Regions from separate parts of the Homo sapiens genome. Here regions 2, 3, 4 and 5 are each linked to region 1. A link is a loop called in an ENCODE intact Hi-C map of the cell type or tissue named here. Cell type or tissue: GM12878. All regions are shown on one strand. Region 1 overlaps SV2C (synaptic vesicle glycoprotein 2C). Region 2 overlaps SV2C (synaptic vesicle glycoprotein 2C). Region 3 has its middle 8.8 kb from the start of SV2C. Region 4 has its middle 18 kb from the start of POC5. Region 5 has its middle 170 kb from the start of POC5.

What was found. Peaks named below come from ENCODE experiments on the same cell type or tissue, not always from the same donor. Only the 100,000 strongest peaks of a DNase experiment are listed, where the experiment ranks them.
Region 2: it touches region 1 in a loop (2.6-fold over the local background); 2 of 110 quality-filtered maps call a loop at or near these places.
Region 3: a loop joins it to region 1, with 6 times the contacts of the local background. A loop is called at or near these places in 11 of 110 quality-filtered maps.
Region 4: a loop joins it to region 1, with 7 times the contacts of the local background. A loop is called at or near these places in 35 of 110 quality-filtered maps.
Region 5: a loop joins it to region 1, with 8 times the contacts of the local background. A loop is called at or near these places in 2 of 110 quality-filtered maps.

The regions. Positions count from the first base shown.
Region 1 is chr5:76,172,651-76,177,650 of GRCh38, reverse strand. All of the region lies in intron 2 of SV2C (synaptic vesicle glycoprotein 2C), which reads right to left. It also overlaps the pseudogene RAP1BL. Among named protein-coding and RNA genes, the nearest start is that of SV2C-AS1, 92 kb to the right of the region's middle. RefSeq lists an enhancer at 1,461-1,540. In GM12878, a CTCF peak has its summit at 2,395 (motif pointing right); DNase peaks (open chromatin) are centred at 1,410, 1,660 and 2,370; H3K4me3 peaks cover 994 bases; H3K27ac peaks cover 1,586 bases.
Region 2 is chr5:76,097,157-76,102,156 of GRCh38, reverse strand. All of the region lies in intron 1 of SV2C (synaptic vesicle glycoprotein 2C), which reads right to left. Among named protein-coding and RNA genes, the nearest start is that of SV2C-AS1, 16 kb to the right of the region's middle. In GM12878, no CTCF peak of the experiment used is centred here; DNase peaks (open chromatin) are centred at 2,221 and 2,676; H3K4me3 peaks cover 482 bases; H3K27ac peaks cover 735 bases.
Region 3 is chr5:76,072,068-76,077,067 of GRCh38, reverse strand. It overlaps a transcript of SV2C not described here and the pseudogene SAP18P1. Among named protein-coding and RNA genes, the nearest start is that of SV2C, 8.8 kb to the left of the region's middle. In GM12878, a CTCF peak has its summit at 2,376; a DNase peak (open chromatin) is centred at 2,378.
Region 4 is chr5:75,733,184-75,738,183 of GRCh38, reverse strand. No RefSeq gene overlaps it. Among named protein-coding and RNA genes, the nearest start is that of POC5, 18 kb to the right of the region's middle. In GM12878, a CTCF peak has its summit at 2,807 (motif pointing left); a DNase peak (open chromatin) is centred at 2,811.
Region 5 is chr5:75,883,766-75,888,765 of GRCh38, reverse strand. It overlaps a transcript of SV2C not described here. Among named protein-coding and RNA genes, the nearest start is that of POC5, 170 kb to the right of the region's middle. In GM12878, a CTCF peak has its summit at 2,371; no DNase peak of the experiment used is centred here.

The DNA of each region.
Region 1 (5,000 bases):
TATCTGGAATAGCATACAGTAGTTCCCCCTTATCTGCGGTTTTGCCTTCAGTGGTTTCAGTTATTCGCAGCCAACCATGGTCTGAAAATATTAAGTTATTTTGAGAGACAGAAATACCATATTTAGGTAACTTTTATTATAGTATATTGTTATAATTATTCTAGTTTATTATTTTATTATCAGTTATTGTTATTAATATCCTACTATGCTGAATTTGTAAGTTGAACTTTACCATGGGTATGTATATATTGAAAAAACAGTATATATAGGGGACGGTACTATCTGCGATTCTAGGTATCACTAGCGGGTCCTGGAACATATAAGGGAAGATCTCTGTACTTCCCAAAACACTGCTGAAAATATTTCATTCACTGGGATACCCAGACTATAAGAAATACAGCATTAAGAATCATATATACAGATTAATATATTTGTATATATTATTTGTATATATTAATATATAATATATTGATTAATATAATTGATTATTAAATATATACACTTCTGTACTTTCTGTTTTTTGTTGTTTTTTTTTTGAGACAGAGTCTCGCTCTGTCGCCCAGGCTGGAGTGCAGTGGCGTGATCTCGGCTCACTGCAAGCTCTGCCTCCCGGGTTCACGCCATTCTCCTGCCTCAGCCTCCCGAGTAGCTGGGACTACAGACGCCCGCCACCGTGCTCGGCTAATTTTTTGTATTTTTAGTAGAGACGGGGTTTCATCATGTTAGCCAGGATGGTCTCGATCTCCTGACCTTGTGATCCATCCACCTCGTTCTCCCAAAGTGCTGGGATTACAGGCGTGAGCCACCTTGCCGGCCTCTACTTTCAGTTTTAAAGAAAATCAAAATGGCTTAATTGCTAATATTTCTTTCAATGCTGCAAATCATTTCAAAAGAACATCAAAAGCAACCTCATTCTACTTTTCCCCCATAATTCCAGCCATAAACTAAACAGTGATTGGGGGTTAGAAAGTTTTCCCTCTTGGTCCTGTCAAGTCTTCTCCAGGCAATCCCAGGAAAGATGTTTTTGGCTTTTGTTTTGTTTTAATGAATAGATTTTAAAAGTAGGGGAAAGATAGGAATTAAGTAAATGGGGACCAGGATTGAAGCAGAGGGTGTTTATGGGTGGTGGTGGTGGGTGATTTGGTTTTAAGATTGGAGAATTGATCATGATGCAAGGAGAAGAAATATGTGGAGTGAACTTTCTCACCAATAAAAATACATTAATTAGCTCTTAGAGGAAAGAGCACAAGGACATAAATTCTGTGTGTCCTGGAGCATGTCACCTACAATATGGCTGATTAATAAAGCTCTGAGACAGGATGAAACAAAACCGCAGCTCTTCTTAGAAAACTGGGTAGCAGATTCACTACCATGGTTTTCTATTTGCACAACCATTCTCCCCCGAACTGAGAACCTCCAGGCCACTTCCTATTTTCCCCATCGGTAATCACTTAAGTCTTGAACATTTAAATCTCAAAACCCAACTTAGACTAAACGTAGTAAACTTTGGCTCCCTGTGTGTGTGTTGGGGTGGGGGGTGAGGGAGAACACCATGCACACAAGGTTGTCACAAATAACAAATTGCTCCTGGGGGCCTGGCTGGAGCCTCACAGCTGTGTGTGCAGATAAGCAGAGCAGTGTGGAAGGTAGGGATCCCAGGGCTTTGTGTTACCTTCACTTTCTCATAGACTTTCGGATGATGCTGTCACCATCTGCAACCTGACCCATCCCCATGCGGAGATTCTGACAGAGTGCAGTGGGGGCTGTCAGACAGATCTGACAGGGCTGGACTCATGCCTTTATTACTGATTGCAATCCACCTCTCGGGGACACACACGCTGGCTTTCCCAAACAGACTCTGACTTGTTAAACCCTTGGGTTGTATGGTTAGCTTTTATTTAGAAAGTTCTAATTTCAGCTGTTGGAAATAAATTGTATGTGATTTTCTAGATCTTACATCTTAATTACTTAGCAATTTAACATACAATTGTAGATGATAATTTTTCTAAGGTCCACTGCCCTCAGGATTCGTGTTAAAAGTATCTCATCAGCACATCGAGCTGCAAACAGGAAGTTGTCTGGGATATGGGGGAAATTTTAGCACCATGTTACTCTTCTGTGTTAGATCTAATTTTCTCTCTGCACTTTAACAATGATGACTGTCACTAATACCTAAACATTCACTGTTAGATTCTGTGTCCATTTTTCTTTTTAGTTAAAGCCATATATATATATCCCCCTACTTTAAAGGACAAATTCCCTTTTTAATTGAATTATACCTAACCCCTGGGCCATTTGAGTAAAATCTCGTCATGGTCAGCTTTCCTTTTGTTTTACAGTAAAGAGCAATTCATATTGTGTTTCAGGTCCTACCTGTCGTTGGCAAACTCTAGCCTCCAGGGGGAGCCAAAGACTCCCCCACACTTTATCTAGCAAAGAAGAGCTCTGATTCTGTGAAGGCCAACATGGAAACTGGACTTAAACACCAGGCCAGCGTAGGGGTTGGGGAACTGACCTCTTCATTTGGGTCATCTCTTTTCCGTGTAGTGTTTTTTCTGGTATCTCTCACCATGCCCCCTCTCCTTCCCTTCCCCTTCTGCCTCTCTCAAGAACTGTGAGGGGTCTGAGATTTCACCTTACCTGAAATTTAGTCAGTTAGACCGCCAGGCTCACGGGTGCCAGCAGAACACATGAGATTCTTGGCTCTGAGACTTTAACATTCACAGCAACAGCAGTAAACAGGGTATCAGCACTTGTGCTGGCCAAGAGGGCATGAAGCAGGAGCCAAAGCCTGCCTCCAGCATCAGCGTTGGGCTAGATGAACAGGAGGACCCTTGCTTATCAGGATAGGAGACCATGTCCACATTTGGAGACATATTCTTAGCTAGTAACAAAGAATGTGCAGGTTTGTAGCAGGGGTCCACGAACTATGCTTTCGTGCAGCGTACAAGCTAAGCATTCTTTTTTACATTTTTTAAAATGGCTACAGTAAAGAAGAAAATGTGATAGAGACCACAGGTGGCCTAAAAAATTTGACGTATTCACTATCTGGGCCTTCACAGACAAGCTTGGTGATTCCTGGTCTATAGCATCGTCTGTGCTTAGGGCCCGAGGTGGGAGTGGCAGTGCCATGGCAAAGAAGATTCAGGATCTCTCTCTTTCTTGTTCCATCAGAGACACACATTGCAGGCCTGATGGGAACAAGTACATTATGAGATTATTTTGCTCTTTCATTATTAACTCCCACCCCAACATAAACACCAGAGGCAGATGGATTTCATAAAATAGGATTGAGAAAACCTCGCCCAGATTCAGGCGTGTAAACCAGCCGGAGCGGCGCGGCAGCGGCAGGACCGCCGTGGCGCCTAGAGTAGCGACCCGCGGGGAGCACGGGGCGACGCTGGCTGCAGAGACCCGGTGACAGCGTGAGAGGTTCGCAGAGTACTAGGTTTTGACAAGCTTGCATCATGCGTGAGTATAAGCTAGTCGTTCTTGGCTCACGAGGCGTTGGAAAGTCTGCTTTGACTGTACAATTTGTTCAAGGAATTTTTGTAGAAAAATACGATCCTACGATAGAAGATTCTTATAGAGAGCAAGTTGAAGTAGATGCACAACAGTGTATGCTTGAAATCTTGGATACTGCAGGAACGGAGCAATTTACAGCAATGAGGGATTTATACATGAAAAATGGACAAGGGTTTGCATTAGTTTATTCCATCACAGCACAGTCCACATTTAACGATTTACAAGACCTGAGAGAACAGATTCTTCGAGTTAAAGACACTGATGATGTTCCAATGATTCTTGTTGGTAATAAGTGTGACTTGGAAGATGAAAGAGTTGTAGGGAAGGAACAAGGTCAAAATCTAGCAAGACAATGGAACAACTGTGCATTCTTAGAATCTTCTGCAAAATCAAAAATAAATGTTAATGAGATCTTTTATGACCTAGTGCGGCAAATTAACAGAAAAACTCCAGTGCCTGGGAAGGCTCGCAAAAAGTCATCATGTCAGCTGCTTTAATATACTAAATGCATTGTAGCTCTGAGCCAGGTCTGAAGAACTGTTGCCCAATTCAACAGTGCCAGCATTCCAACTTTGTTAAACCTACCAACATCTTAAATGGACTTTCCTGTGGTGGTACCCTTTAAGAGGCGGATGAAAGCTACTATATCAGTTTGCACATTCTAATCACTTTCCAGTATCACAAGAGAGATTTTTACTTATATAATAGTCCTAGAGTATGCAGCTGGTAAAACCAGAGGCTACATCCAGTATTACTGCTAAGAGACATTCTTCATCCACCAATGTTGTACATGTATGAAAATGGTGTACTGTATACTTTAACATGCCCCATACTTTGTATTGGAGAGTACAATAATGTAAATCCTAAAAGCACCACTATTTTAGCATAATAAAAGAAAGTCCAAAGAGCTCCTATATAGACTACTCCAGATAACTTCGCTTCTTTGATACTTGTAGCTTATTGTAATTTTTTTTAAGAAATTCAAGGTCATTATTATTGTACAAAATAAGCGCTTTGATTAACACAGCTATATAGTTTTTTTAATTTTTTTTTTTTTGTATTTTTTTTTAATTTATTTTTTTATTGATAATTCTTGGGTGTTTCTCACAGAGGGGGATTTGGCAGGGTCATGGGACAATAGTGGAGGGAAGGTCAGCAGATAAACAAGTGAACAAAGGTCTCTGGTTTTCCTAGGCAGAGGACCCTGAGGCCTTCCGCAGTGTTTGTGTCCCTGGGTACTTGAGATTAGGGATTGGTGATGACTCTTAACGAGCATGCTGCCTTCAAGCATCTGTTTAACAAAGCACATCTTGCACCGCCCTTAATCCATTTAACCCTGAGTGGACACAGCACATGTTTCAGAGAGCACAGGGTTGGGGGTAAGGTCACAGATCAACAGGATCCCAAGGCAGAGGAATTTTTCTTAGTGCAGAACAAAATGAAAAGTCTCCCATGTCTACTTCTTTCTACACAGA
Region 2 (5,000 bases), 75 kb after region 1:
AGAACAGACATGGTGTTTTGGTGATTTTAAACACAAGAACAGACATGGTGCTTTTGTGTTTTACAAAGGTCATTCAGGTAGGATAATGGTATGAAGATGGACAAAACTGAAGTCCAAAGATCCTGTTAGGAAGTTGTTATATTATTCCAAGTGAGAGATGACAGTGACCTGGACTGAGGGTGTGATAAAAACTAAATATCAAGTGCCCAGCAGCACAGCAGCATGTGTTGGGAACCTTGCAAATGTTAGTTGCCTTCTTTCCTCTTCCCCTTCTACTCTGTCTCAATGTCCTCATAATCATGCAGTAAAGCCTCTCTCCAATGAATAAATTTACCAAAAAAAGTTCTTCATAGCAGAGACATTCATGTGCCAATAGGAGAAACATATATTCTATTTTACCTCTATTTTTGGCCACCTTTGGATGAAATTTCTAATAAATGTTGATGTAAAAAACTATGAGTATGTCTGAGTTTCTTATAATGAATTTTATAATAATTATTAGCAGTCACTGTCCCTGACATCAACTGCTGCACTGTCTTCATAGCTTTTAAGTACTGTTTGAAAGTTCTTCTGATAGTTTCATTTTTATTTGCTAATTGTCCATCTCAACCCCTCTAGACTGTAAACTCCATGAGAACAGGCACTTTGTCTTCTAGGTTCTACCTCCCACAGCTGGGGCAGTGCCTAGCACTCAAGAGACATGATAAATACATATGGGCTAGCCACTTCACAGAATGAATGAAGAACAGAATTTCATCTCTACAAAGTAATGGAAATTGGCCACTCCTAACTGGTATTTCTACCTCAAGGCTGTTCCTGACCTAAGCCACTGTACACCTGATTTCAAATTAATCTTTCTAAATGTGTGGTTCCGATAAAGGTAACTTCTGCTGAAATTGAGCCCAAACTGCTGCACCTGACCTTCACAGAGTCCCACCCACCCTTCAGCTCAATCTCCCACCACTGCCTGTGTTTCTGTCCTCTCTCCCAGACCAAGAGGATCACTCGCCACTCCCCAAATCACCCAGGGTGCTCCACCTCTGCACCCCCATTCACAAGATTCCCTCTCCTCATACATCCTGCATCTCCCTCTTTTGGCCTGATAAAACTTACTGCACTTTAGGGAGAATGTCAAAAGCCATTTTCTAAATCAGTGGTTATTAAACGAGGGCAATTCTGCACTCCCCCCAACCCCCAGCCTTGGGGACGTGTGGAAATATTTGGAAACATTTTTGGTTGTGACAATGCAGGGGAAAATGCTACTGTCATCTACTAGGTAGATGCCAAGGCTGTCATAAGCCATCTTACGATGCACAGGACAGCCTCTGTCAACAAAGAATTATCTGGTCCAAAATGTCAGTAGTGCTGAGGTTGAGAAACCCTACCTCGAGCAAACACCAGACTGTTGCCTTCAAACCACCATGGAGTTCTGGACTTCTTTTACTGAATCCTCACTCTGTTGCACAGGGCTGATAGACAACTTGTCTGAGCTCTCCCTCACAGGTATGCATGCTTATTGAGATCCCACCCACCTCAGTTCTCCTAATTAGCATAGCATATCCCTTGCACAAGGGAGATGGTCAATTTGTTGATTGATTGAAATTTCTATTTCATTTTTTAAAATATTTCAGTTATCTCCTAATGTCTATTTTCTTCAATCCTGTTAAGAAGAGAAAGTAGGCATTATCTTTTGGCATATGCCCTTTAAATACTTAAAGACTGTTATTAAATCACTAGTGTGACTTTTTATCTCTAGAGAAATTCCAGCACCTTTTATGATCCCATAGGAAAGAGTGCTCTTTAAGGGCAATAACTGATGCTAAGTTGAATTAAATGTATAATTTAATTCAAACGTAGAAAAAAGTTGAATTTGATGCTAGTTTTCTTACATACTGTGAAGTTGCATTTATTTCATCTAGCATAGCTGTAGCTTATGAGCTAATAAGCAAATAAGTCGCCAAACTGGACCTCCAGTTGACCCAAAGGCAGCTTTACACAAACCAGAACTAAAAAAAGGTCATGATTTCTCTAAAGCTCCTCCTTTTCCTATTATCCTAATATTTAACAAAGCTAAAAAGAATTTGCTAATTTTATGGCTAATTGATACAATAAATGCTTACTGAGCATCTTACAAATAAAATATTTTGGCCAATTTGCTGACATGGCTGTACATTCAGAGACTTTGGGCATGTTCTAAAAATTCAAATAAGAGCCAGAATTTACATCTAACCACAACTCTCAGTGTTACCACTTCTGAGACATGAGAAATCTGAGCCTAAAAAATACACTCTCAGAGACACATATTAGTTCTTAGAATTAAACTTGAAATGGTGGATGAGAAATTCAGCTCGGATGAAGAGAAGGAAAACCTGGTATGATCAGAAAATACAATATGAATCCTTCTTACTGTTAATAGAAGGTTAAGCTGAACTACCTTGAACATAAACCCAAATGTCCTACAGGCTAAGAATGAAACCAATAGTTAGCCTGAGAAGATGTTATGTTGAGAAGCTAGAGATCCTGATTCCCAGTGCTGTCAGTCAAAGACACAGTGAAAACTGCTATGAAAGAGAATTCTGTGTTGTCATATGTCAGCCAGACTAAAAATCAGTGGTTGGTTATCCTGAGAGAGAAGGAAACCCTTATAAGCAGAAAAGTACAGTGTGATCAGAGAACCCTGAGAAGGCATTTAACGATGTCATCATTTCCTGAGTGAAGATGTTACAACTCATCACTAGCAGCAACAGGACATGAAGACAAGACACACACACACACACACACACACACACACGAGCAAAAGAAAGCACTAATATGGCAAACAGGAAGTACAGTAAAAATATTTCAAAAACATCACTAGGAGTCTCAGGAGCTCAGGTATACATTTTATAGCACTTCAATCTTAGGCAAAGATCATACAATTTTTAAATTTTGTAGTACCCAATTTCAAAATCGTCTAGTAAGAAAAAAAATTCTAAGCCAGCAGATCACATACAGAATGAACTGTTATTTTCCATCATATCTGGGACTTTTATTAAGTGAAATATGATGTTACACCAACTGTCTGACATGATAATCAACATAGCAACTCATAGGGTAATAAGGTAATAATATATAATATGGTAATAAGGAAGTACATAATGCCCCAAAGCTGGGAGCAAATAACTTAGTTCTTCATTGCAAAGCATCCCTTTAATCTTGGCTCAGATTCTCCCCATCAGTGGGCAATTTAGGCAGCGCTCCAATGCCTCCACAACTTCTAGGGCCAGCAGGTTTTGCTGATGTCAGCCCGTAAGAAGAATTGCATCATTCTCCTGATATTAAATAAAGGTACAGGTATAAGATGACCTGGATTCATGGTCTCACATTTAATTATATTAATCACTGGCTTTTCTCCTCAGGCTTTCTGGGAAGTGGATGTTAACCTTTACAGGTTTATTGTTTGATTATTTGTTGTTTTTGTTTTGTTTTGTTTGTTCATTTTGCATTTACTGCTGTTGAATATAATCAAACTTTGTGCACACACATCTGTATGCCAAAAGGCAGGCATGATTATTACGTATCAGGTTCAGAGTGATGAATGTTTGGGAAAACAATTAGCTGTAATGTATTTATCAATAAATGAGGATAGCTTTGCCCCGACAACAATGTCTTCTGCATGCCGCAGATAGAGTGTGATGCCTTTATCAATACTCCAGCTTTAGACAAAAAGGCCCACTGAGCAGCATCTGTTATTTAGTCCTGGGTCACTCTTTCAATGTCTTCTGATTTATTTCTTCTGAATTGCCCTTAAATCAGTTTCATTTAATAGGAAAATATAATATCCTTGAGCTTATGGACAAAGATTGGTCACCAGGCCTTCAGCCCCTCTTTTGTAAGAGTCTCTTCAGGAAGCAAGTCAGGAGGCTCCCACTCTTATACACAGAAGACTCTGGCAGGGGACTCCCACAGGAAACACTGACTGACAGTGACCTCTAAGAATAACAGAATTTAAAAAATAGTATTAGAAAGAAACCACCAGATTCCTACTGGGCATCTCCCACAGTTGTTGAAGCAGCCATCTTTGAACACCTGTTTCTTTTCTCCCTAAGCTTCCCCTGTTCCTACTCATTACTAATCAAAATTAGAGCTGCACAGTAAAAAACTCAGGACCTTCACAGGACAAGCCTTCGGACTGCCTGGGTTTCAGGAGAGCCTCAGAGGCAGAATTATGGTAAACGCTTGCACATTTTCTCCAGATCACCCATCTCTGTAGGTAGGCCCAGCTCACACACTACCCTCTCTCAACTACTGCCAGAGAGAGAATAATGTGACTGCCTTCACAGAAAGAACATGTTCCCTTCAGACACAATATTAAGATAGAAGAGCTCTCTGTATTATATCCTTCTCCTTTCCCACCTCCAAATATGTCAGCTTACTACAATGTAGTGCTAAAATATAGAGGATTTAGAGATGTTCAAAAGCACCTAGTAATAACACATATTTAGCAATGCCTTATTAAATAATATTCATAGATATTATAATCTACCTCTACACATAAATTTAAAATATCAGCATAATGCCTTAAGGTCAAATAGAAGAAATAATAACAAATTATGTTTTAAAATATGTATATGTTCCAGTGTAACAACTCTCAAATACAAAATGAAGACATTGGATGCTAATATCTAAGTGTAGAATAATCACAAATGCAACAAATGCCAATGTAGACAAATACAGGTGTGCTTATTGGCAACTTAATGTCACAAATAGGTTTGTCACCAGTGGCAATGTGATATGCAGAAATGATGAACAACTCTCAGTAAGACTTTAAACACAACAAAATATAGTCTTCCCTTGATTTACAAGTAGTTTTACTCCTAAAAAATTTACAACATATCAAAATTGTGCAAAAGATACTGTGTTTATATATAAAACAGAATACAATTCTAGGCTTAAATTATTAGAAACAGATTTTTTTACCTAAATAGATATCTGCTGGGACACTGGAAAACTGTGCGACA
Region 3 (5,000 bases), 100 kb after region 1:
GGGTTTTGCTAAATGGTAAAATTCTAATGAATACTTCTTAAACAGCCATCCTCCTATCCTTTTACGAGATGTTTGATAGTAATATGATGGGGTAGGTTTTCGTTGCCTTTTTAACGTGAGGGGGATACAAGACAAAACCTAGGACCTGCCCAAGTTATTGAATCTAATAGTGAGGCACAGCCCACCCTCCATTACAAGCAACCTGAAGGTTTACACTTTCAGTGTAAGGGAAACCAGAGATCAATGCTCCCTACCTCTACCAATATAGGGGACTGCTGAAAATGTTGCCTTGATGCTTAGTAAAGCAAGAGAATGTGGCTATGCAGTAGAGGTAGAATATGCTTACCTGAGAAATTTCAACTGAATACAAGTCATAGAGCTCTCTAGCACCAAATTCTCAACAAACTATGAATTCAGTTTAATATTGGGTTGGTAATTTCCCAGATCCCTGATAGAAAGAAATGCAAATCCTATGTGGAGGAGCCCTCCCTCATCCTGGACTTCAAAAAAAAATCACATAAATAAATGAAAGTTAGAAAATAATGAAGCACATAAAATAACAACACACAAGGAAGCATGATAACATGAAGTAGCACCAGCAGATATAACAAAAGAAACTTCAATCTTTTCCTGAAGAAAGACTTCTTTAGTTAAACTTCAATAGTTAGAACTATTGGTCATAATTTTCACTGTACTTGAAGAAAAATATGTGCAGGCAATAGGAAACTATAAGGAATAACCAATCATATTTAAAAAGGCACCAGATCAATCTTCTATCCAACTCTGCTGGTTGCCCTACCAACATCCAGTCCAGCTTCCATACACATATGATACTTTATGCTTACCTCAGAGAATCCTGATTTTATTTAGGGATTTACCTTTTCAAAAACTACACACATATATTTAACAATACAGTTTTATACAGAATGCTAAGAGCACTTTTCATATTTTACAGCAGGGCTTGAAACAATATGGACCTTCTATTAATGCTCATTCCATAGCACAACCAAATATAACTCCTACATAGATGCATTACAGTGTGTTTAGAGTTTAAAGGCTCAATGGAAATAAGATGAAAAAGACTATATAAGGAATTTTACATAACTAATTGGAAAATAAATGCAAAAAATAGTAAATAAAATTTAATATGGTCTCATGTGCCCTGAGAGAAGTGGTGCCTGGTTTGGAGGAGTAATTGCTATGTGCAAATAATCTATTTGGAACTGCTGCCACTTTAGGGTTATTCATCATTCACCCCTTTTCTACCAGACATGACACTTCCAGTTTCCTTTACTTGATAGCAATGTCTTTTAAGATCCATAAAACAACTGCAAAATTGAAGTTTGTGCCCTTCTTTCTAGCTTCTGGGTAGACTTCTTTTACTAATCTAGTCAGTTAATTCAAGGTTGCATCCATCTAAGTGTGGATCTGCCACTCACTGGACCACAGGACAGCTTGGACATGTCTTCTCTTGGTTGGTGGGCATCTCCAGATCTTTGTTAATTTCTTCCAGTGCAACGCATGACTCCACTGCCATCTTCTTCTGACAAGCTCTCGAGATTCTTGCCCAGAGCTCCGACCCCCTCAGCAAACTGAGATCTACCACTTTTCACATGACCTTTAGGGAGTGGGCTTTAGGGAATGGGCTCATTACATTCTAATTGGTCCAAATCAGTCATGATAATTCCTCTCTCCCTTTCAGTTATTGGTTTGGGCATGGATTTGTAACACAATTCTGCTCAATGACATTTGCAGGGAAGATTTCTAGACAGCTTTTGGGAAAGCTTTCCTTACTCCCGAAAATATAAATGCAGCAAAGAAGTCCCATTTGTGTCTTTAGACATTATTTGCTTGAATGTGACATATAGAACTTTGCAAATATCCTGGAATCATGGAGGGGAGGGAGCCTGATGACATAACACATGAAGGATGTAAGAGTCAAGTGAATTTCAGAGAAGTGGTGCCAGAACCCTGGTGTGCCATGTCTGGAACAGCCCTACCTCTGTTGTGTAGTAATACATTTCCTCTTTTTTATTTTTTAGAGCCACTTTAAGTTAGAGACTTTTGCTCACAGCTGAAAGCATCCTTATACTCTCTCCAGCCCTAAAAGAGCACCTGGCACACAGTAGATACTCCACAAATGTCTACTGATTTGAGTTGAGCTGTGTTTCAAGTTTATTTCTGTTGGGAAAACAAGATGGATGTCTCCATCTGTTGTATTCCAAGGTTCTAGCACAGTTACTACATCATAGAATGTGTTTGACAAATAATTGCCTAAAGTCAGAATGGCTTCAGTATCTTAACAAGCAAAAGGGAAGAAGCTGCCCCAGGCAGGGTCAGAGAAAGAAACTCGGAAGAGGTCTCTAGCCTCCTCTGGTGGCTCAAAGGGGAAGGCAGTGTGTCACTTAGAAGTGTGTGGTAGGGTAGAGATGAGAAAGGAAGATGAAAATGCCCACAAGAGATACTTTTTTCTGAAAGAGGCAGATTTTGATGTCTGGAAAACATTCTTGTTAAGAAGGAGAGAGATGAACTAAAGGAAACTCTAGGCCATTCAGGGCCGTACCCTGAGTTTGCTTTATAGGCCAATAACTGAATCTCTCTATGTTGTTTGTTCCTATATTATCTGCACATCTAGGATAAGGTAGTTTTTGTCACTCAGAAAATGTCTCGCCTCAGTAAATGTGGCATCTGGTAAGATGCAAGGAAGGGGGATGTTCCTCATGTCTCAGTCCCAGGAAGAAGAGCTACCATTACCTGAATGGTGGCTGAGAAGAGTGGAACCGCATCACACAGCATTGTGGGGTCCCAGGGATTGGTTTGGAGACTCCAAAAAGAAGTACAGCTTCCCAGAAGAAGCACAATTTACCTGCTTTAAATCACTCCATGATTACACAGTGATTTAAAGTGCAAACTCCTTTGCCTGTTCGTGTGTCTCAAATCAATGCCCACCAGAGAGCCAGAGCCTTCACTGCAGAGGAAGTTCTGAATGACACAGGCCAGGATGGTTTGACCCATCTCTGCCCTTGGCCACCCCAGTGCTTGCACAGTAGGTCTGTGAACCCTCAACCAATGAGGGATGAGAAGACATGGATATTCTGGGCTAATTGGCATACCCCACAGACTCATCAAGTTTCTCTACTTCTTTTTTTAAAATTAATTTATTTTTTATTTCAATAGGTTTTTAGGGGGCAGGTGGTGTTTTGTTACATGAATAAGTTCTTTAGTGGTGATTTCTGAGATGTTGGTGCACCCATCACGCGAGCAGTGTGCATTGTACCCAATGTGTAGTCTTTTATCTCTCACCGCCCTTCCACCCTTTTGCCTGAGTCCTTAAAGTCCATTGTATCATTCTTATGCCTTTGCATACTCATAGCTTACCTTCCACTTATGAGTAACAACATATGATGTTTGGTTTTCCATTCCTGAGTTACTTCACTTAGAATAATAGTCTCCATTTACATCTAGGTTGCTGTGAATGACATTATTTCATTCCTTTTTATGGTTGAGTAGTATTCCATGGTGTATATATATATATATATATATATATATATATATATATATATACACACACATACATACCACATTTTCTTTATTCACTCATTGATTGATGGGCATTTGGGCTGGATCCATATTTTGCAATTGCGAATTGTGATGCTCTAAACATGCATACAGCCAATTAATCTTCGACAAAGCAAACAAATACATAAAATTGGGAAAGGACATGCTTTTCAAAAAATGATGCTGGGATAATTGGCAAGCCATATATAGAAGAATAAAACTGGATCTTCATCTCTCACCTTATATAAAAATCAACTCAAGATGGATCAAAGACTTAAATCTAAGACCTGAAACCATACAAATTCTAGAAGATAACATTGGAAAAACCATTCTAGACATTGGCTTAAGCAAAGATTTCATGACCAAGAAACCGAGCACAAATGCAACAAAAACAAAGATAAATAGATGGGACTTAAACTATAAAGCTTCTGCAAAGCAAAAGAAATAATCAGCAGAATTGATAGCCCACGGAGTGGGAGACAATCTTCACAATCTATACATTTGACAAAGGACTAATATCCAGAATCTACAAAGAACTCAAACAAATCAGTAAGAAAAAAATTCCAACAGAAAGTGGGCTAAGGACATGAATAGACAATTTTCCAAAGAAGACATACAAATAACCAACAAGCATATGGATAAATGCTCAACATCACTAATTATCAGGGAAATGCAAATCAAAACCACAATGAAATACCACCTTACTTCTGCAAGAATGGCCATAATCAGAATCAAAATAATAGACGTTGGTCTGGATGTGGTGAAAAGGGAACACTTTTATACCATTGGTGGGAATGTAAACTAGTACAATCACTATGGAAAAAATGTGGAGATTTCTTAAAGAACTAATAGTAGAACTACTATTTGATCCAGCAATCCCACTCCTGGGTATCTACCCAGAGAAAAAGAAGTTTCTCTACTCCTGTGTAAAGTTAATCAAGCTATACCCACCACCTGAGATACCAAATACCACCTTCTCTACTGTAATTCTGCAGCCATTAGGGAAAAGCATCCTGCCCAGCTTCACACTTGTTAGCTCTTAGGGTCAACTGCATATATGGCTCTCATTACTTACCAGTTTCATTATAAATAATTCCATTTCATTTCCTGTAGTACAACAGCTTTTTGAGGGCAAGGACATCACATTTTCTACAATATTAAATCCCACAAACTCTCCAACACAATGCTTTTCATATGAAAGGTGCTAAACACATTTTGAATAATTGTTCACACATTTAATTAATTTTTCACATTTTTTCTTGAACTTTGTTTTCCAAAATAAGGATTATCAAGAGTTTTTCTATATAAGGAACTCATGGCTTTAAATTCTGCAGTGCCTTCTTTGGAGGGGTAATGGCATAACAATATCTGGAGAAACCTGCATATCTATAGTTTTTTTAAAATTTAGTTAAAAAAACAAACAAACATGTGCCCCTTTTCTG
Region 4 (5,000 bases), 440 kb after region 1:
ACAGATTTAATAAGTCTATTCTCACATCGTGCTGGAAAACTTGTCTACCCCACACTCACTATCCTGGTGCTTGTCAGGTGACAGTTTTTACCATGGCTCTACAGAATGATTTTGCAATTTAATTTTGCAGGAGAAAAAAGTTAATGATGCAAGAAAATGTTCACAATGTATTATTAAATGAAAAGAGCAGATTACAAAAGTACAGTATGCTCCCAGTGGCTCATATACATAGATACGTGGGATGACATAAATAAAAGTGCTTTTTCTCTGGGCAGTGGGCTTATGGGTTGACTTGTTTAGCTTTTCTCTGAGTGTTTATGCCCATGCACTTCTTAATGTCTTTCAGTTTCTCTATAAAAGGCATTTATTACTTTTATAATCAGAAAAAAAACTGCTAGAAGCATTTTTTCTCTTTAGTTTTGTTCCCACTATGCATAATGGTAAGAAAAGAGCAAATAAAAAAATAAAGAATAAGTCCAGGTGCGGTGGCTCACACCTGTGATCTCAGCACTTTGGGAGGTCAAGGTGGGAGAATCGCTTGAGGCCAGGAGTTCAAAACCATCCTAGTCAACATAGTAAGAGCCCATCTCTACAAAAAAAGAAAAGATAAAAAAGAAATTAAAAAGAAATAGAGAATAACAGATTTCATCATATAACCAGGACTCTGGATTACCAAGTGTCAGAAACCCAGTCAAATAAGCTTAATTGAAATCGCCCAGGCACAGCTGGACTAGAGGCTCAAAAAATGTTATTAAGGGTCTTAGGCCCTCCATCTCTCCTCTGTGCCCATTCTCTTTGTTTGTTGCCTCCTTTCCTCCTACAATAAGCAACTTCTTCCAAATAGCTAGGGAGAATAGTTACATTGTCCTTAGAGCTTGCAATCCCTGTGGACTAGAGAATCTCTCAGAGTCCACATATCAAATCCCAGCAAAGACTCTGATGTGCCCTGCTTGGATCACGTGCCCATATGTGAACGCGGGACAGGAAGGGGAGTATTCTGATTGCCCAGGGCTGGGTCACCTGCCTTCCTTGGGGCAATGGGGAAACAGAGTGGAAGAACCTGGTGCTAGTCCCATGCTAAGGGTTCCCCATGATAAAGAAGGATTCCAAAAATAGAAGGGAAATAGTGTACTAGCTAGACAAAAGCAATAGTCTTCTACTCTGCTTGTTTTTAAAGTGTTACTTTGCTAAATTATTCTTTGATATCAAATTTAGGTGTTTCTTAGTATTGCTCTAGTTTTAAACATTAAAATTATTTCTCCCTTTTTTATAGAAAGCATCTACTTATAAATATCGAAATGACTTTACCTTTACTCAGCTGAGATTGCTTTAACACATTTACTGGATCTTTAATCAATTCCAGATTATAGCCATTATATTGTATTCATTCTTTCTTCCTTTCTTGAGGCCAGGAATTCCATATGAAAATTTCCCTAGCTTTATAACAAACAAAAATCTTACAAGTTATCCCAAAAGCTGTGTCTAGAAAAAAAGAGTATATCCTCTTCTTCCTGTTTCAGTCAGGGTTTTAAGTGGCTTAAATGAAAAAGGAATTAAAGGCTGGCAGGTAGCTCACAGACGCTCTGAGAGAGCTTGAGAACAAGGCTTGGATGCTGGGCAGTCAGGAACAATGTCCAATTACTCTGCAGGAGCCACTACAACCAAAACACCCCTGCTGCATGGTCAGCATCCGTACCATGACTTGCACAAATGCTGCTCAGCTCACGTGGGAATTCTCAGGATCGGATGCCAGAAACTCCGGCACCGATGATTCTGAAGAGCCCCAACATCTTTGTTGCCAACCTTGCCGAAGGACAAATTCTACATGCCTCCTTTCTCCTTTTGTTCACTTCTGAATGAAACCCACATGCAAGTGCATCGGATTGGTAGAATCCAGGATACACACCTATGACCCCAAGGGAAGCTGGGAAAGAGAGATTCCTGCTGCAACCTGGGGAAGTGGGACTCCTACGATAGGAAATTTTCCAAGCATTAAAAGAGCATTCAAGGGGTGCTGGGCAATCAAGAATATCCACAATAACAAGTGTCCACAATAAGCCCTTAAAGGAGAGATTTCTCTCTGTTAGTGCTTCCCCTATCTTATAGTTGCAAAAAATACTCAGAAGATCAACTGAAAGGTGGAAGTGCTGATACCTATCAAGCACTGCAGAGTGTGCCACTTCATGGAGGAATATGTTACTGATACCAGAATAATGCAGTTGTTTCTTATTTCTCCATATCCCAAATTCAGTAGGACCTAACCTGGAATCCCAACTTTAAGACAATAAAGGTACTCATATACATGAAAAACATTTTGCACAAATCATTTACCTGTACCAAAATTCAACCATAATGCCAAAATCAGTTATATCTTAAAATTAGATTAATCTCTTGACCTTTTAATAAGTGAAACAGTCTGATCACTTGAGTTTCAAGGAATAATTGTGGCTTTTATAGCTATTCTCATATTTACAAAATAGCATAATAATATTAACTTTCAATATGATCACTTCCATTCCTTTATATAAATGCCAAGATTTACTGTTGTCTGCTAGGATACATACCTATTTCTGTCTGTACCTGTTGACAGTGCAAATAATAAAACTTATTTTCTTCACTTTTCTGTGTCAACAGCAGTTGTATAAATCATGTGAGTCTTTGAATCTCCCACTAAAATATAGAAAATTGACTTTATTTATCCCTTTTGTGTTAAACTGTTTTTAAATGCCTTTTTTGGTAGAATGTCTGCATTGTTTTGCTCATACTCCAGCTTTGGTGGCCATGCAGACATGGTTCACACTGCCACCTGGTGTGGCTGGGACAAACTTTCTTCAGCTCTCTGGAAGCTACCAGAGCAGAGTCGACACACTGACCCGGCATTACTGTCATGCCACAGGCTGACTTTTGTTCTTGAAGAATCTGTGGATCTACATAAAATGAGGAGAGAGGTTTGGATCAACAGCAAACACAAATTATTTTATAGAGGAAGGGGAAATCATAAGTCTTTAGCATTTTAATTCAGCAAATGTTTACTTAGGGCTCACCGAACTTAAGGTCTGTACTTTGTGCCATCAGTGACACAAGAATGAGGACGGGACAATCCCTGCCCTAGAGTATCCAGTAATTAAAGGCAGAATATAACACGAGGTAAGCATGCAATATGCTTTAGAGGGGAAGAGATCACGAAAAATAACATAAAAGCAAACAAACAAACAAAACCCAAAAATAGACCTCTTAGTGGGAGTGGCATTTGGGATAACCTTAAAAGAAGTTTGGAACTTTGCAGGCAGAGATAAGGGAATTGAGGAGGATGGGGAAAAATATATACCAATAATAATAAATTAAAGCCTCTAGTTTAAAAATGAGTCTTATTTTACTTTTCTCTTATTTTATCAGCAAAATATACAAGAGAAAACTTATAATTTTCACAGTCATTTGTGATTAGGATTTGATTATTAGAAAGGTGAAATATATTTAATTTGCAATACTAAAACAATTACATTTTTCTTTCCTTAAAAAGTGAATCATGAATGATAAAGTTTGGTAGCATTTCTGCTACTAAGTTTTCTTCAAATCATTTTTGCCTCAAAAAAACAAAAGACAAAAAACTCACCCAAATAAATTTTCCAAAATTTTATTAAGATAGGATGATGTATAACTTTAAATAAGTTCTATTAAATATTCATATTATCATTATCACATAACACATATTACATAAATATATATTACATATTCACCAGACATAAAAGAATAGTTGTTCACTTTTCAAGCTTTTTTAAAAAGATGTTCAGATAATCTATGTGACCGCTGATTCTTAGAAATTCAGCAAATCAACATCATCCTCTTTTTTATTCTTACGGTAAAATTAATGCTTTGATATTGTACTTTTTTTATCAACATCTTCAATGGTGATTTCAATTATTTGAATTTTAGTCTAGACAGGGCTATCATGCACCCTTGAATTTAAATTTTGCCTTTATCAAATATGTTACTGGCATGTTTTTCTTCGGATTCAGGGTATATACGTAAATTTTATAAATGTTCAATGTAACAAGAAATAAAGCAATAACCTTTGAATTTTTATTAGAATAGTCTTTGAATATATACTGCTGTGGTCTGAATGTCTCCCCAAAATACATATTTTGAAATCTTAACACCCAAGGTGATGGTATTAGCAGGTTGGGGTCTTTGGAAGGTGATAAGGTCATAAGGATGGAGCCCTCAAGAATGGGATTAGTGCCCTATCAAAAAGACCTGAGGGAGCTTGGCTGCTCTTTTCACCATGTGAAGACACAGCTGAAAGGCACAATCTGTGAACCAGAAAGCCCTTACAAGACACTGAATCCAGCAGTGCCTTGGACTTCCCAGCCTCCAGAACTAGGAGTAAAAAATTTCTGTTGTTTATAAGCCATTCAGTTTATATTTGGTTATAGCAGCCTGAATGGACTAAAACACATACACATTCATCTTGCAAAAATAATGATTTATGTAAGTTGAATAATTACCTATGCAAAATGCTTTTTAAATATAAAACTCTATCAACCCATAACTTTATTTATTTATTTATTTTTGAGACAGGTCTCACTCTGTCACCCAGGCTGGAGTGCAGTGATGCCATCACGGCTCACTACAGCCTCAACCTCACAGGCTCAAGGGATCCTCCTGCCTCAGCTACCCAAGTAACAGGGACTACAGGCATGCATCACAAGGCCCGGTTACTTTTTGTATTTTTTTTTTTTTTTTTTTTTTTTTTTGTAGAGATGGGGTTTCACCGTGTTGCCCAGGCTGGTCTCAAACTCCTTGGCTCAAGCTATCTGTCCACCCTGGCTTCCCAAAGTGCTGGAATTACAGGTGGAGCCACTGCACCCCACTCAACCCATAACTTTAAAAAATGTTTTCTTTTTTTATATTAACAAAATCTATTTAATTGTTAAACGGACATGATCGAGCTTGTTTTACACAAGTGTTAAGATTCTTTATCTTTGTATCCTGATGAATAA
Region 5 (5,000 bases), 290 kb after region 1:
ACAGTTTAGCAAGGGTCAGATAAGAAAAAATTACAAATTATGCTAAGCCACGGGAACCTGTTACAAGGTGCTGTAACAGAATGCCAAGACAGGTAGTAGTTGGCTTACATTAGATGAAGTTGGTAGAGAAGGACTCTCTGAAGAAGTGATATTTATTAAAAGCTGTTAAGTTGAGACCTAAAGGCTGAGAATGAGACAGCCATGTGGCAGCGAAAGGAAAAGCCTTCCACTCAGAGAATCAGGAGAGGCAAAGGCCCAAGGTAAAAAGAAAATGTGTGTATTTGGGGAAGTGAAATGCCTCTGTGGCCAAAATGGAGTGAGTGATGAAGGGAGTGACGTGAAATGAGGTTGGGTAATTGGGAAAGGGGCCAGTCCGTTGAAATCCATGGTAAAGAGTTTGGATTTTATTTCAAAAAAAAAATTTTTTTTTTTTTAAAAAGCAAGGAGACTTTAAGCTCGGCTTCAGATAAACCATGTCTAATGGTACCATCTTTTTATTTAAATCACAAGGTTGTGGCCAAAGCATCGCCCCCACCTGGTTGCAGCGGACTACACCATCTTTCATTCTTTTGAGAGGTACAGAAGCCCCCTTTGTCAGGTTTAAAATTTACACAATGGACTGAGATGAACAGAATGTTACTTTTAAAATTTTCTAAACTTGAACACAAATTATGAGATCCTATTTTCGATAATGATAGAATACAAATTGACTCTCCTTTTTAAAAAAACAATTGAACACTTTTAAGCAGGAAATTGATGTTTATGTGTAATGGGAAGTAAAATAAGGTTCTTGCAGTCTCAGCTTTGGCTACAGCATCAAGATAATAGACACCATTTTTTGAAATTAAGCCCATGCTGATATTTCAAAGGGGTATTTTAAAAACCGCTTCAAGGACACCTAAGATCTGCTCCTACACTAAGTATATAAAATCAGGATTTGGAGATTTTTAAAAGATAGCTTATTCTTGTTTTTGCTGTTGCTTGGTTTTTGGGGGGTTTTGTTTGTTTGTTTTGTTTTTGCTTTTTCAGAATTTTTGGAGAAAGCTGTAGGAATGCTCTAAGTCCCACCATATATACATATATACATTGTCCAGAGCATCATATTTGTGCATTATATTAATGATATATCAATTTGACTGAATGAGCAAGAAGCAGCAAGTCTACTGGAAGCCTTATTAAGGTACCTGCATTCCAGACGATGGAAGATAAACCCTGAGGAAATTTAAGGCCTTAACTCATCCAGAAGGATTTTAAGGATCCAGTGGTCTGAGGCATGCGAGAACATCTTTAAAGTGGAGGATAAGACAAATACTACAAGATCTCACTTACATGTGGAATCTAAAAAAGTTGAGCTCATAGAGGCAGAGAGTAGAAACTTGGTTACGGGGGGCTGGGGTGGGGGTGCTGGAGAGCTATTAGTCAAAGGGTTCAAAATCTCAGTTAAACAGGAGGAATAAGTCCAGGCAATCTATTATATAATATCATAACCATAGCTAACAACAATGTATCGTATGCTTGAAAATAGCTAAAAGAGTAGATTTTAAGTGTTCTCAACACAAAAAAATGATAAATCTCTGAGGTAATGCATATGATAATTTAGCTTGATTTAGCCATTTCACAATGTATACATATAATCAAAACATCATACTTATACATCATAAATACATGTAATTGTATTAGTCAATTAAGAAATAAATGCTAAATATTTTAAAAATAAAAAAATAAAGTGAAGGACAAATTACATCTTGCATCTCCTACCACTAAGAAGGAACTGCAATGCCTAGCAGGCTTAGGTTGAACAACCATCCCAGTTTGCCTAGGTCAGGGGAATTTCTGGGACTCAGGATTTCCAGTGCTAAAGCTGGAACAATTCCAGGAAAACTTGCCTGGTTAGTCATCCTAGAAGACATCTTATTTTTTTAAAGCCACTTACAGTCAAGTATCTGTTTCTTGCAGCTGAAAACATTCTGACTTACACTATTTCAAAGTCTCAAAGAGAACCACCCCACCGCCCCTCGACCACCAAGTAATAACTCTGTAAATGTCTGTGGATTTAATTGAGCTCTGAGTTGAATTAGTTGTTACTGAGTTAAAAGAAGGGCATCTCTGTCAGTTATATCCTAAGTGTCTAGCACAATCCCCAGACCATAGATGGTGTTTGGCAAATATCTGCTTAAAGCCAGAATGGCTTCAGGATCTTAGCAAGCAAAAGGGAGACTTTAGGAGTCCACATGGAAGGCTGAAAATGAGAAAAACTAGTTCAGTGAAACTAAAGTTCTGGAAGAATCTTTCTGCTCAAATGGACAAGGAGGAAGCTGCCCCAGGCAGGGTCAGAGAAACAGACTCTGAAGAGGACTCTGGCCTCCTCTGGTGGCTCAGAGGGGAAGGCAGTGTGCCACTTAGGAGACTGTGCTAGGGAGGAGATGGGGAAGGGGAACGTAAAAGACAGCCACAAGAGATTTTCCTTAGCAAAAAGAGACAGAATATGATTTCTGGTAACTTTCCTAGTAAGAATTAAAGAGCTGAATCAAAGGAAATTAGAGGCTGTCTTATCTGTACTCATAGGAATGATGAGCTCCTAGGAGTGATGGCAAATGACAGCTCTCAGTAGAGTCTCATCTCCTTTGCTTGCCCTCAGCTAAAAGGGGCTGACTCACCCAAGGTCAAGCCCACATCCTGGAAGAAGCTTGTATTCAAAGATTTGTCCATGCAAACAGTATAGAGGCCCAAGGCCCTCAGTTCCACTAGGGGCAGCTCTGAAAGGCCATCCTGGCTTCAGAGCTCCCCACGGAACTGAGTGAGGCTTTTGTTTGACTGTACTGAAATCCAATAGCTTCTTGTCTTGCAGCAACTCTCTTTTCCTCATTGCCACAATGGTGTTGATCCAAGAGCATTTCCCATTGATTTGGGACATGCAAATCTCCTTCTTGGAGTCTGCTTATTAGTGTCAAAAACTGGGAAGAGTCTGAGATGTTTACCCTACTTGTAAGCTAACAAGTTCATAGATGCCAGCAGAAGACACAAGACTCCTGATTCAAGAAAAAAGAATGTTAGCTGACATGGTGGCACAACCCTGTAGTCCCAGCTACTTGGGAGTATGAGGTGGGAGGATTTCTTGAGCCTAGGAGTTCCAGGCTGTAGTGCACTACAATTTTTGCCTGTGAATACTTTTTTTAAAAAGAATGTTATTACTCATAGCATAGTAGTTAGCATGAACTTCTGCTTAAATTGATTTTTCTTGCTTCTCATATCCCACAGGTGATGCAGATTTCACAGTGGGTTTGCGTCACAGCTGAGAAACCCTCAGCTTAGGCAATCTCAATCTTTTAAAGACTGCTAGCAAATCTGCCTGTCCTTTGCCCCAGAGGGAGATATGACATTTATTATACTGGTCAGGAAACTGGACTTGGAGGCAGATACTGTCTCTATTTCCTACACCTCTTTGGATATAAACATTCTTAAATAGATAGTTCAGTACAGAGGCTAATAAAATATTATGTTATAGTTGAGTAAGCTGACAAATTGATAAATGTCCCATCAGCTCAAAATGTTAGACATCCCTGGACTCTAATTAGGGTTTGGGGATGGGAGGGTGACAATAGGGGGAGTATTTTCTTGGAAATCTCTAGAATTTCTTTTGCACAAAGAGCCACACTTTAAAACAATCAGCATTAAATTTTCTTGTATGTGTCACAGCTTAAGCTGGTTATGTAATAATTTTCACTTGTTGAGTCGTGAATGCATTACAGATGCTCAAAATAGCCTTTATTCTATTGTTGTTTCTTTTGTTTCCTTGAGTTTCAAGTGTTATTTAGCATCTTAAATGTTGCAAAGGTTTATTTTATCATTATTAATTATACTCTGAAGATTCAGTATTTTTGCACACTAGAATGAAGTACATTGTTGCTAAGTTCTGTACAATATGGTTTTTTCTTTTTCTATTTTAATTTTTCATTATTAATTTTTTATTTATAATTGACATATAATAGTTGTACATACTTATGGGGTACAGTGTGATGTTTCGGTGCATGTATACATTGTATAAGGATCAAATCAGGGTAATTATAATATCCATCACCTTAAACATTTATTAGTTATGTATGGTGATAACATTCAAAACCTCCTCTTCTTGTACAATATGTTTTTTAAGTTCATCATTTAGTTAAGTTTGCAGAACAGTCAAGAAGCATGTATCAACCCAGTTTTACATTGTAAAATAAAAATGACCAAGTCCATCAACACTATGAACAATACCCAATAGTTAGAAAAGGCAAGTCTTCCTTTAATGGACATATTGAGCCATTATCCTATGATGTAATGATGTTGCTTCTGTAGGATATTATTTAGCTATGTAAAAACAAAGTATGTTATTTGTTATTGGAGTTAAAACAGTCTCTAATTATGCACAGTTTGATATCAGTAATATAAAAGCAATCACGGTGCAATCAAGCAAAATGGCATTGTTGGCAGGTTCCACTTAATATTCCTAAATTACCACGTTGGCAAAAGTCAAGCATTTATGAGTGTTACTGCAAAGCCAATCAAATAGTCCATTTGCATGGTCCCCTTTGGTGTTTCTCAAAAGTTGATGCTCACACCCAGGGAGCATGGTTAGTTCACAGGGTTATTTTTCAGTTTACCTTCCTGAAGAAAATCTCCCAAGACTAGGGTATATCTTCCCGAAGTTCAATAGCATCCAAAATCACTTTTGCTGATCCCCAGTCTTTATTAATTTTTATTAATCAGAATTTGCAACTTCTTGCATAACCTTCAATTGTCAGACTAATAAATAATACCATTGTGAAAGTTCCATTAAATAGAGTACTCAGACAATTGTCTGCTCCAGTTAGTTCTATTTCCCAGTTAACAGGATAAACCAGAAATACACCTGAAAGAAATGTTTTTTTTTTGTTTTTTTTTTAAATATTATTATACTTTAAATTTTAGGGTACATGTGCACAATGTGCAGGTTAGTTACATATGTATACATGTGCCAGGCT